Regions from separate parts of the Homo sapiens genome. Here region 1 is linked to region 2. A link is a loop called in an ENCODE intact Hi-C map of the cell type or tissue named here. Cell type or tissue: CD4-positive, alpha-beta T cell. All regions are shown on one strand. Each heading gives the region's core, and the rest is flanking DNA. Links, peaks and the distances in the headings are about the cores only.

Region 1 (5,374 bases), core at 320-5,319, 50 kb after region 2:
CTCCACCAAGCCACCCACCCCGGTGTTTCAAGCAAAAGAATAAGCTTTGAAAGGGAATGTAAGTAAGATGGCAAAAGGATTTACCAAGTCAGCTTCATAAACACCAGAAATGCTTACACTTCAGCGGAGCTTTAAAAATATACTATTCTATTAAACTGAGGACCAGTGATGGGAACTCTGCATGGAGACAGCTCTGGGACCAGCTTCCCCACACACATTCATCTGTTCACAGAGTCAGCTGCCCACTCAGTCCACATCTGCTTAATTAAAGGCCTGAACAGTCCATTTCATTCCTTGATGACTCTCAGCTTCCCCAGGCTGTACTTGAGGAGGGTGTTTTTAAACAGAAAAGGTGATACCTAGCTACAGGGATTCCTTCTGGTGGAAACTCTGGACAAATGATTTGCGGACAGTAATCCCAGCTGGATTAAAATTTCCCAGATGACAAGAGACCACCTGAATTAAATCCCTGGGGTCCAGAGCTCAGGCAGCCCGGCACCCAATCAGCCTGTCCTGTGGCGACAGGTGCCCTGCCTGGGACCTGGAGCCTTTGACAGCCAGCAGCACTGGGAGAGCAGCAGGCCTGTTGGAAGAGGTCGATGAATGGGGTTTCTGGGGGACCGCCCTATCTTGATCCCTTCCCATGTGGGAAGAATCAAAAGACAGCACTGAGGGCACTTGGGGGCGATGAGGACCTGTCGGAGACCCTGAAGCCAAGGCTTGCACCTTGCAGCTTGAGTGAGGGAACAACAGTGTGGTGGCTCCTTCTGGAGAACCAGTGGTGTCACACATTGTGTGCACAAAACTCCAGGAACAGCAAAGGCAGGAGCACAGCTGCTCCAGTGACTGCGAAGCCTCCTCTCGGAGCTCGAGGCAGCAAGCAGGGCTGTCAAGGGCAAGTTTTCCCCAGAGAAGAGAGAGCTGAAAAGAGGCCGTGAGTCCCCCTCGCCTGCCTGCCAGCCAACGCGGAGGGTGGAACCCCTGCGCAGCCCATGTCCCGGGCCCCCTGCCCTTCCCTCTCAGGGACCGGACTGCCCTCCACCCACGCCTCCGTGACCGGCCCAAGGTCGGAAACTGTGTGTTCCGAGAAGAGTGGTCTCTGCAGCAGTGAATGGCCTGGTTAAAGTTCATTCTCCGGCGGGGCACCACGCTCAAAGGCAGGGCCAAGGGACTGAAGGAAAGGCCTTCAGAGGCAGGCATCTACGGAGAGCAGGTAGTGCCTTCAGCACAGTCCCATCTACTGTACCACGCACAGTTTAGTAATCTTGCAGCAGGTCCTCCAGAATCCATGTTGAATAGGCAGACAAGAGTGAGACGTGGGGACTTAGGAGAAGGAATTGGTCAAATAAAAGTATAATTTATGTTGGATACATGCTGCGAGTTTTGCATTTTCCAATTTAGACTATTTCTCCAAATTACATACTCCTGTTTCCTAATGTGGAAGCTGTGTTTAGTATCTACTACAGAGTGTCCGGAGACCTGGCCCACAGTCTTTTAAACAGACTGTCACAAACCATCACTGTAACAGCAAACAGAAATCCAGTTCCATTTTGGAACGAAGTGTTTCACTTAAAGCTCAGTGTTTACTTATATTTTTTCAGGTGATATTAATTTATGGCAGCATGATGTTCTCCAGCCCTCGGTTTTTATTTGGGAGGTAGCCACACAGAGGACAACGGGATGTTACTGTTTTGTTTTCAAGAAAGTGTATGTCTCGACGAGGCCCTTTGTTTTGTCAAGCTAAAATATCAACAGAAAGTGAGGCTCTCCAAAGTGTGTTTATCTGGGAATCAACAAAGAAGTGCAACCCCAGAATCCGTGAGCCATGGCAAACCTAGGGGGCCACAGGCGCGCCCAGGGAGGCCAAGGAAGGCAAGGGCTTGTGGGGTGAGGAAGGTGGTTGTGAAACATGCCTCCTTGACAAGGATGGATGGCAAGAGTGGCGTTAGTCCAGGGTTCAACGGGCAGTCACTGGCTGATGTCCACACAGAAGGCTTCTCCGTGGGAGCCTGCAGTGCCTTTGTGCAAGGCTGTGGTTTTCCCCACTGGTGTGTGTGAGGGCCCCTCCTGTGGGCCTTTCTCCTCCGCTTAGCTGGGCTTGGCAGAAGTGACTCCATTTGAATTCTGACAATTTTCAGTTTCCAGTGGAGGCACAGTTTGAAAGGATCCCTTGCACGTGCCCTCACAGCTGTGCAGTACAGTCCACCCCTGTGCAGGCTGATTACAACTACATCTCAGGGCACAGTGGCTCCTACTGTATACTGAGTTCTTGCTGCCTGTCCCTGAGATGAGGACCACAGGCTCAGAGCTAAAGGCCATTTTGAATCTACCAGTGACAAAGCAATATATCACTCCATTGAATGGAAGTTTATAATTGATTTCTTGTTTGAATTGGATCACATTGAGCAACTACCAGAGTCACTGGATTTTGTAGTTCTCAGTTGTTTTCTCATTAAGGAACACATCATTTTTCTTCCTGACATCCTGCCCGCAGAGAGTAATACAGACAAGAAAAAGAGGGAAATCTAATAAAAATTAAAAGCTCAGCATGGAGCAAGCAATCAGGAGATAAAATACCAATTCCTGATATTAAAACAAGAGAGAAATCTTCCCTGTGCCTCTAACATAACAGCTAACAGTGCACTCACCTAAATCTCAACAAACAATATCACACTTTCCAAAGGGCAATTTTTATAAGGTGCTTCAATTATCAGCCTTTGGCATAACCCTGCAGTCAGCAGACTCAGTCTTACTAGAGGAGAAATGGGTGTCTATAATACACTCAGCTCACGGCTAACCCAAAGTCAACATGCTGGCCTATCAGGAGCTGGGGGTGTGTTTCATGGTAATTTTCTATACATATTTTTCTTGGGCTAGATTTTTACAAATATCTAGCTCCTCCAAGGTTATGGGGCCTGGAGTGTGTCTCTTCTCTGAAGCTGGTTAAATGAGAAGCTCCTTGTCTTGAGAATCACATAAACTAAGACTCCTATAATCAAACACAGCAGGTAGAAGAATGACTCTCCCGGCAGGTCCAGGCCAACCCAGGCCAACTCAGGCAACAGAGAACTGGGCTGTCAGGGCCCCGGGTCTCTATCACCACATTTTCAGCCTACAAACAATTCAAGCAGGTGTAGCCCAACATCTCCTTCAGCCGTTACCTAAAATTCTGGTAAAGACCCCTGGAATCTGAGTGATGCCACTTCCTGGCGCACTCTCCAAGATACACAGGCCGTTAAACACAGGCCTAGGTAACAGAACGCGTTAAGTTGCCACGCACTTTTGCTAAATGATGTTTGGCTTTAGAGTGACCTATAGCCCTTCCTTTGGGTGATAATCAGAGAGTAGAGCCCATTGCCTTTTGTGGCCCACAGTGATGCAGAGGAGACACAGGCTGTAGCAGAATGTGGAGTGTCGCGGCGGAACCCCAGTGCCTCAGGCCTGTCTGCGGAATCGCCACGGCCAGGTGTTCCTGTTAACTGCATGGATTCTGATTTCTTCATAAAACATAGAGAAAAATGCAGCTGTCTCCCCTTCTCTGGACGACCTCAAGTAATCCGAGCTGTGCCTGCAGAAATCTCGCACACATCGTCAATTATTCCTGACGAGGAAAAACAGACGCTGGCAACAGAATTCAGATTTTTCCACCTTCTTTCCTCACACCCCAAGCCACAGTGGTGAAGACTTTGCTTCTGCACAGGGAGCAGAAACGGGGGCGCGGACTTGAGTCTGTGCGAGGAGTGAGACAGGTCTGTCTCGCATAACCTAAAAGTAAAAAGAATTAATTCCTCCACAATGTAGATTGTCTTTTCCTAAGCAGTGTAAGGAACTTGCCTCCTTCACGTGGCAAGACCTCTGCTTCACGTGGGGGCTACTTGAATAATTTCTCCAGTGACTGAGGAAACAGGTGCTGGCCTCTTAGCTTTCTTAGAAAGGCAGCTCTCGTCTTAACCATTGCCTTGCTCACTGCAGAATAGGGGAGCCAGGTCAAGACCTTCACTCCTGGGTCCAACAAGGCTCCTGCCAGGCGATCAAACACGTAACCACGGAATTCGCTTCCTCCTCCGAGGCCCCTCGCCTCTAGGCTGAGAAAGCCCAGAGCTGGTCTGTTTAATCTGGGCCCACAGGCCGGCCTTCCTGGCTCAGCGGTGGAGCTGGAGCGGCTGCCCTGCCCTTGCAAAGGGAAGAAGCAGGTCTGGGTGTGGACAGGCGCATTTGCTTTCATTTGCTCCTGGGGCCCAGGGCTCACACGGACACAGGCACTTGGCTCGGCTTGGCTGTGTATACGCCCTCGAAGAATCGTAAAGAAAAATTAGGCTTTCTGAGAGCGAGTGCACAAAACGTGGCAGAAGACGGAGGCCTAGGTGTTTGCTCCCTGGATTTGAGCCTATGCTATTTAGTTTTAATAAAGAAAGAACAAGTGAGAAAGAAAACCACCAAAAGCAAATGTTACGATAAAAAGAAACTCGAATCCCAAGAACGCCATGCGGGGCATTTGAGCTGACCTTCAGGCCACACTGGGCGAGTCCTGAACCTCTCTGGGCCTCTCCGGCACAGCGAGGAGCTGGACCCAGTGCTCTCTGCTCACAACCTGCTCCAGCGTTCCCACATCGAAGCTGCTGTCTGCCTTGGGCCTGAAACCCCAGCAGGCTCCAGGAAGGGGACTCTGCAGCGCTGCGATCCAGTGTCTTTCTTCCCGAGGGGCAGCATCCTAAGCTGCATCTCCAGTGCCTGAGCAGATGCGGGTCTTCACGGTGAGGACGACCCACGTGCCCCACATGCCCTAGTGCTTTTCTACTGCTGGAGCGCCAGGCATCTCGTGACCTTGGGGAGCAAACGCGAAGCAGGAGCCCCTGGGAGGAAGGGCGGGGGCGGCGCTTCACAGTGTCCAGGGGGCAGGGTCGGGGTCCACATCACTCTGTTCATTTTGGGAATTGGAGCCCCATTCCAATCTGACCCAGATGGTGCTGCTGGTGGTGGTGGTGGTGTGCATGTGTCTGTGTGAGTGCATGTGTTTGTGTGTCTGTGTGTGGGGATGTGTGTGTCTGTGTACATGTGTGTTTATGTATCTGTGTTTGTGTGTGTGTTTCTGTGAATGTGTGTGTGTCTGTGTGCCTGTGTCTGTGTGTTTCTGTATGTCAATGTGTGTCTGTGTGCATGTGTCTGTGTGTATCTGTATTGTTGTGTCTGTGTGCATGTGTCTGTGAGTGTGTGTGAATCTGTATTGTGTCTGTGTGTCTGTGTCTGTGTGTCCGTGTACATCTGTATCTATGTGTGTTTATGTCAGTGTGTGTGTGCGTCTGTGTCTGTGTGTGAATTTGTACTGTTGTCTGTGTCTGTGTCTCTGTGTGTCTGTGCACATCTGTGTCTGTGT
Region 2 (5,374 bases), core at 224-5,223:
TGTTTTTTTGTTTTGCTTGGTTTTTCTGATTTGTTTGAGTTCTTTGCAGATTTTGGATATTAGTCCTTTGTTGCATGTATAGATTTGAAGATTTTCTCCCACTTCCCATCAAAGCCTGAACTAGTTTGTCAGGTTTCTTTGGGATCCTATTGGCCAAGAAGTGGTTCATTCAGTCGGTGGGGGGGCCTAGCATTTTATTTTTCGTTTACATAATTCAAGTTCTGCCTTTTACCTGCCCAAAAACTGGACGAGTCTTACAGGTTAGTTCAAGATCTGCACCTTATCGACCAAATTGTTTTGCCTATCCACCCTGTGGTGCCCAACCCGTACACTCTTTTGTCCTCAATACCTTCCTCCACAACTCACTATTCTGTTCTTGATCTTAAAGACACCCTTTTCACTATTCCCCTGCACCCCTCATCCCAGCCTCTCTTTGCTTTTACCTGGACTGACCCTGACACCCATCAGTCCCAGCAGCTTACCTGGGCTGTACTGCCTCAAGGCTTCAGGTACAGCCCTCGTTATTATCTCATGATTTACTTTCTTTCCGCCCCTCTGCTTCTTACCTTATTCAATATATTGATGACCTTCTACTTTGTAGCCGCTCCTTTGAATCTTCTTAGCAAGATACTCTCCTGCTCCTCCAACATTTATTCTCCAAGGGATATTGGATATCCCCTCCAAAGCTCAAATTTCTTCTCCATCTGTTACCTACCTCGGCATAATTCTTCATAAAAACACGCGTGCTCTCCCTGCCAATCGTGTCTGGCTGATCTCTCAAACCCCAACCCCTTCTACAAAACAACAACTCCTTTCCTTCCTGGGCATGGTTAGATACTTTCGCCTTTGGATACCTGGTTTTGCCATCCTAACAAAACCATTATATAAACTCACAAAGGGAAACCTAGCTGACCCCATAGATCCTAAATCCTTTCCCCACTCCTCTTTCTGTTCCTTGAAAACAGGTCTAGAAACTGTTCCCACACAGTTCTCCCTGATTCATCCCAACCCTTTCTATTACACAGAGTCGAAGTGCAGGGCTGTGTGGTTGGAATTCTTACACAAGGACCAGGACCACACCCTGTAGCCTTTTTGTCCAAACAACTTGACCTCACTGTTTTAGTCTGGCCCGCATGTCTGCGTGCGGTGGCTGCTGCCGCCCTAATAGTTTTAGAGGCTCACCTTAAGGCTGCTTTCCTGCCAGCCAAGCCTGGGGTTATTCATTGCAAAGGACCCCAGAAACCAACTGATCTTATTGCTAAAGGAAACGCTTATGCCAACAGGACAGCAAAAAAATAAATAAAGAAAATAAAAATAATAATAATAACGATAGCAAATGCCTCCACACCCACAAATATTCCAGCCCTCACTCCAAAAGGCCAGTATTTTTCTTTCTTCTCTATCCCCCCACCTCCTCCTCTTCTGAAAACCTGCTCTACCAGTCTTTTCCAACTTAGGGCAAGTGGTTCTTAGATCATGGAAAATTCATTCTTCCTGCCTCACAAGCCCAGTCTATTCTTTCTTCCCTTCATGACCATTTCCATGTAGGATATAAGCCTCTGGCTCGCCTCCAACAGCCCCTCATTTCCTTCCCCATATTTGGCAACCAGACCAGCATCCAGGACAACATAAAGTATGCTGTTGGTTGTTAGAGGGCTTAGGACATTTCTGTCTTTGCCAGCCTGAGCTTAAACCAGGAGACAAAGATTATTTTACTTATGATCTCTCTTGCATAGGATATGCAATCAGGACTATTGAACTCCTCCATTCAAAACGCCACTCACGCCTTTGGGAAAAAGGTAATATAATGACTCTTGGCTTGACGCCAGGGGGTCCTATTCGTATGATGGAAAATAGGGACACAAGGCCTTGGTATGCAAAGCATTATTCCTACCTTGGCCTAAAAACTCACTGTCACCTACCTTAAAGCTATTACGCTTCATTGCTATTTTTAGAGAATTTATTCTATTAGGACAATTCCAAGCTCAAAAATATGCTAACTGGCACCTTCTTAGCCACATAAAAATGCACCCTAGACCTGAAACTTACTGGACTAACTCATTATAAAATTTTCTTTAAGGTGTCTACACAGTCCCTGGTCATGCCTGAAGTAGTCCTGAGAAACATCGCCCCTACCCCGATAATCCCCAGTAAAAACTTATATTTTCTTTATCTTTTCTTATAACTTTATATTTTATAAGTAAAAAGACAGGAATATTAGGCCTCTGAGCCGAAGCTCCGCCATTGTAACCCCTGTGACCTGCACATATACATCCAGATGGCCTGCAGGAGCCAAGAAGTCTGGAGCAGCTGAAAAAACACAAAGAGGTGAAACAGCCAGTTCCTGCCTTAACTAATTAACCCACCTTACAACATTCCACCATTATGACTTGTTCCTGCCCTGCCCCAACTGGTCAATCGACCCTGTGACATTCTTCTCCTGGACAATGAGTCCCATCATCTCTCCACCATGCACCTTGTGACACCCTCCCCTGCTGACGATAACCACCTTTAACTGTAACTTTCCACTGCCTACCCCACTCCTATAAAGCTGCCCCTCTCCTATCTCCCTTCTCTGACCCTCTTTTTGGACTCAGCCCACTTGCACCCAAGTGAATAAACAGCCCTGTTGCTCACACAAAGCCTGTTTGGTGGTCTCTTCACATGGACACGCTTGACACTCATAAGCCCCACGTGCTGAACATTTGGGGTGCCCTTGGCACCATGCTGAACACCTGCACCTGTTCAACCAACCAAGCAAGCATCATGCATCCAAACTCATCCACCCATGCATTCAGAGCTGGTAGCTCTCACAAGCTCAGGAGGAGGAATGCCTGTCTTCATTGTCTGAACCGGGGGAGGGTACAGAGAACAAGGACAAGGCAGTCAATGAGTCAATGTGAAGATGCCTTGCCCTGCAGGGAGGGGATGGTCTCCCTGAGTTGGAACCCAGGGAGGGCCAACTGGAGAGAATGGTGAGAAAACACAGCCTCGCTCAGGAGGGGAATGTAAACAGGACTCGATGGGTTAGGAAGCTGCGTGGCGAAGGGATGGTGGGCGAGCAGGCCTGGGCATGGGAGGGACACCGTCATGGCTGAGTCCATGCTGATGGCTTGCGGTGCTGGAGCGGGTCGGTCAGTCATGCTGGAAGGAGTTACATGACGGAAGATCCATGTTTTGGAACTGGAAACCATGAGACGTATGGATAGATTGTAAGGGAGGCTCTTCCTCAGGCCTGGAGCTGGGCCCATCTGGACCGTCCACACAGATGGTAAAAATAAACTCACCGACCCCAGTCAGGTCTGATTGGAGCTTCCTCAAGAACAGTAAATAAAGGGGGTGCCCAAGAGCAGGGAGTTCCTTGGGGTTCCTTTCTGTGTCTCATGTGGAGCCCAGGGAGGCAGAAAGCCACCAGCTCCGGAAAGCGTTGCTGGAAGGACCCAGGAAAAATGCCTGCTGCCCTCCAGGTGATCATGACCCTCGGGGAGCCGGTTCTGGCTCCAAGACTGGCTCTGGGGCCTGCAGGAGCTGCTTCTCAGTCTATGCTGTGCCTCCCTCCTGCCCCTACCCAAACCACATAGACTGACTTTACCTCCCCTGCATCTGAGCCCAAGACTGTCAGGCTTATGAGAGCTTCCTCCGGGCAGGACTCGGAGGGTTTCAGTTTTACGGTTTGAAAAACAGGAGGATATTAGGAGAGGCTTTTCTTTCAGCAGGGACACACTGGAGCGACTGGGCAGATGACCGAAATGAAGAGGTGGGGAGGAGGCCAGGGTCGCAGGAGGGCGGAACCCTCAAGCCAACAATGGCAGGTGCTGGGAAGGGGGCAGAGTCTGAGCCAAGCTGCAAAAGGAAGAAGAGAAGCCTCACCCTCTCCATAGACAATGGAGGGAGAAGGAGCTCCTGGGAGATGTGTGGGGTTAGGGGAATGAGGGTGATCCTGCCTGAAAGACTGAGGAGCCCCAAAGGTGTGGAGTGGGTGAGGTAGGGTCGGAGAGGCCTGGACCCAGAGTCAGGAGTGAAGTCATCTTGGAGAAAACGAGAGGAGGGTGAAAGCTGAGTGTTCCAGCCCCATCAGATGGTCCCCACCGGACTCTTGAAGTGGAGATTACAAATTACAAGTGACATGAATGGACATAATTTTCTACCGTTTCTCCAAGAATGCTCACCTGGAGAGGTGCAAAAACAGCAGGAAGGGGTATGGGGTTCAACTCAGTGTTGGACTTTGCCCAACAGGGCTCATGGAGAACACCGTGATCCAGTGAGGACTTCTGATAAGCTGCGGGCAGCAGCCCGAGTGGGAGGAAGTCCGGGTGGCGTGGTGGACACACGGAAGGCAGCTCACTGCTCACGGTCTATGTGATCGTGAAACTGAAGGGTCATCTCTTAGGGCGGCTGATTTGGAAGGAGCAGGAGCTTGGGGTGAGATGCACAGATTGGTGTCCTTGGAGGTGAGCTGTCTGTGGGGACACCAGGTCTTGGGGTGCCTTTGGGAGAGGGGGACTCAAGCTGAGTGGAAAACTGTTCACATAAATAAGATGAAAAACTGCAGAAATAACCAAGAATGACACAGGCATTGGGTGGAGAGGGAAGCTGTGAGCCAGATGCTGAAATAGCCAGGAGTGTGAGCACGTGCCCAGGAAGGCATGGATGCTGGCAAACGGGGGAGACCAAGGCAGGGCCAGACCCACTGGGGCTTCCTTGCAGGGAGGCTGGGGTGGGGGAGGGAAGAGGCATTGAGGAGCAAGAGCTACACCGAGACTTCCATTTCAGCCGGGTTCCCTGCAATCCTCAGACAGGCATTCATGGTCTCGGTTTCCAGGCAAGAGATTGGAATTCAGAAAACCTAAATAATTTGCCCAAGATCACAAACTAGTAGAGCATGCCATGAGGTTAAACAACCCCCCACCCAAAATCAATTTAAACCTGCACAACTTCTCCTATCTTTTTAAAACTGGCATTATGTCTTCCTGTATTCATGTATTAGCACTCAGTGCACCGGGCCGGGGCCCTTGTGTTTGCTGGTCACGTACTAGAAATAGAGAAAATGTCTCAGAGAAGAAGATTGATTGGGTGCAAAGGGAAAGAAAGGCCAGGAGTGTCTCCCATGTCCTTTGCACATGCAGGAACGCTGGCAGCCAGTCCTTGGGAGGAACTACAAGAGTGACCAGAGAAGTATTATGGCCGGGTCCACCTCGCTGTGAGCACATGTGCATCTGACTTCTAAGAGAAAAATTCCAAAAAGGAGCCCGCTGTAATTGATTGGAAATACATCTGACTTATAATCAAAAAGGAACACTGTGGGCTCACTGCCAGACTATATGAATCTCCAGGGTTTTTCAGCACCCGAAAGGTAACCAGCTGGGATTGCTAG

Evidence for each region. Peaks named below come from ENCODE experiments on the same cell type or tissue, not always from the same donor. Only the 100,000 strongest peaks of a DNase experiment are listed, where the experiment ranks them.
Region 1: a loop joins it to region 2, with 7 times the contacts of the local background. A loop is called at or near these places in 2 of 110 quality-filtered maps.

The regions. Positions count from the first base shown.
Region 1 is chr6:168,624,586-168,629,959 of GRCh38, reverse strand. All of the region lies in intron 9 of SMOC2 (SPARC related modular calcium binding 2), which reads right to left. Among named protein-coding and RNA genes, the nearest start is that of SMOC2, 190 kb to the right of the region's middle. In CD4-positive, alpha-beta T cell, for the core only: no CTCF peak of the experiment used is centred there; no DNase peak of the experiment used is centred there.
Region 2 is chr6:168,674,474-168,679,847 of GRCh38, reverse strand. It overlaps LOC124901468 (a long non-coding RNA gene), which reads right to left and starts at 1,169. Exons shown (of 4, transcript XR_007059886.1): 1 at 567-1,169. In CD4-positive, alpha-beta T cell, for the core only: no CTCF peak of the experiment used is centred there; no DNase peak of the experiment used is centred there.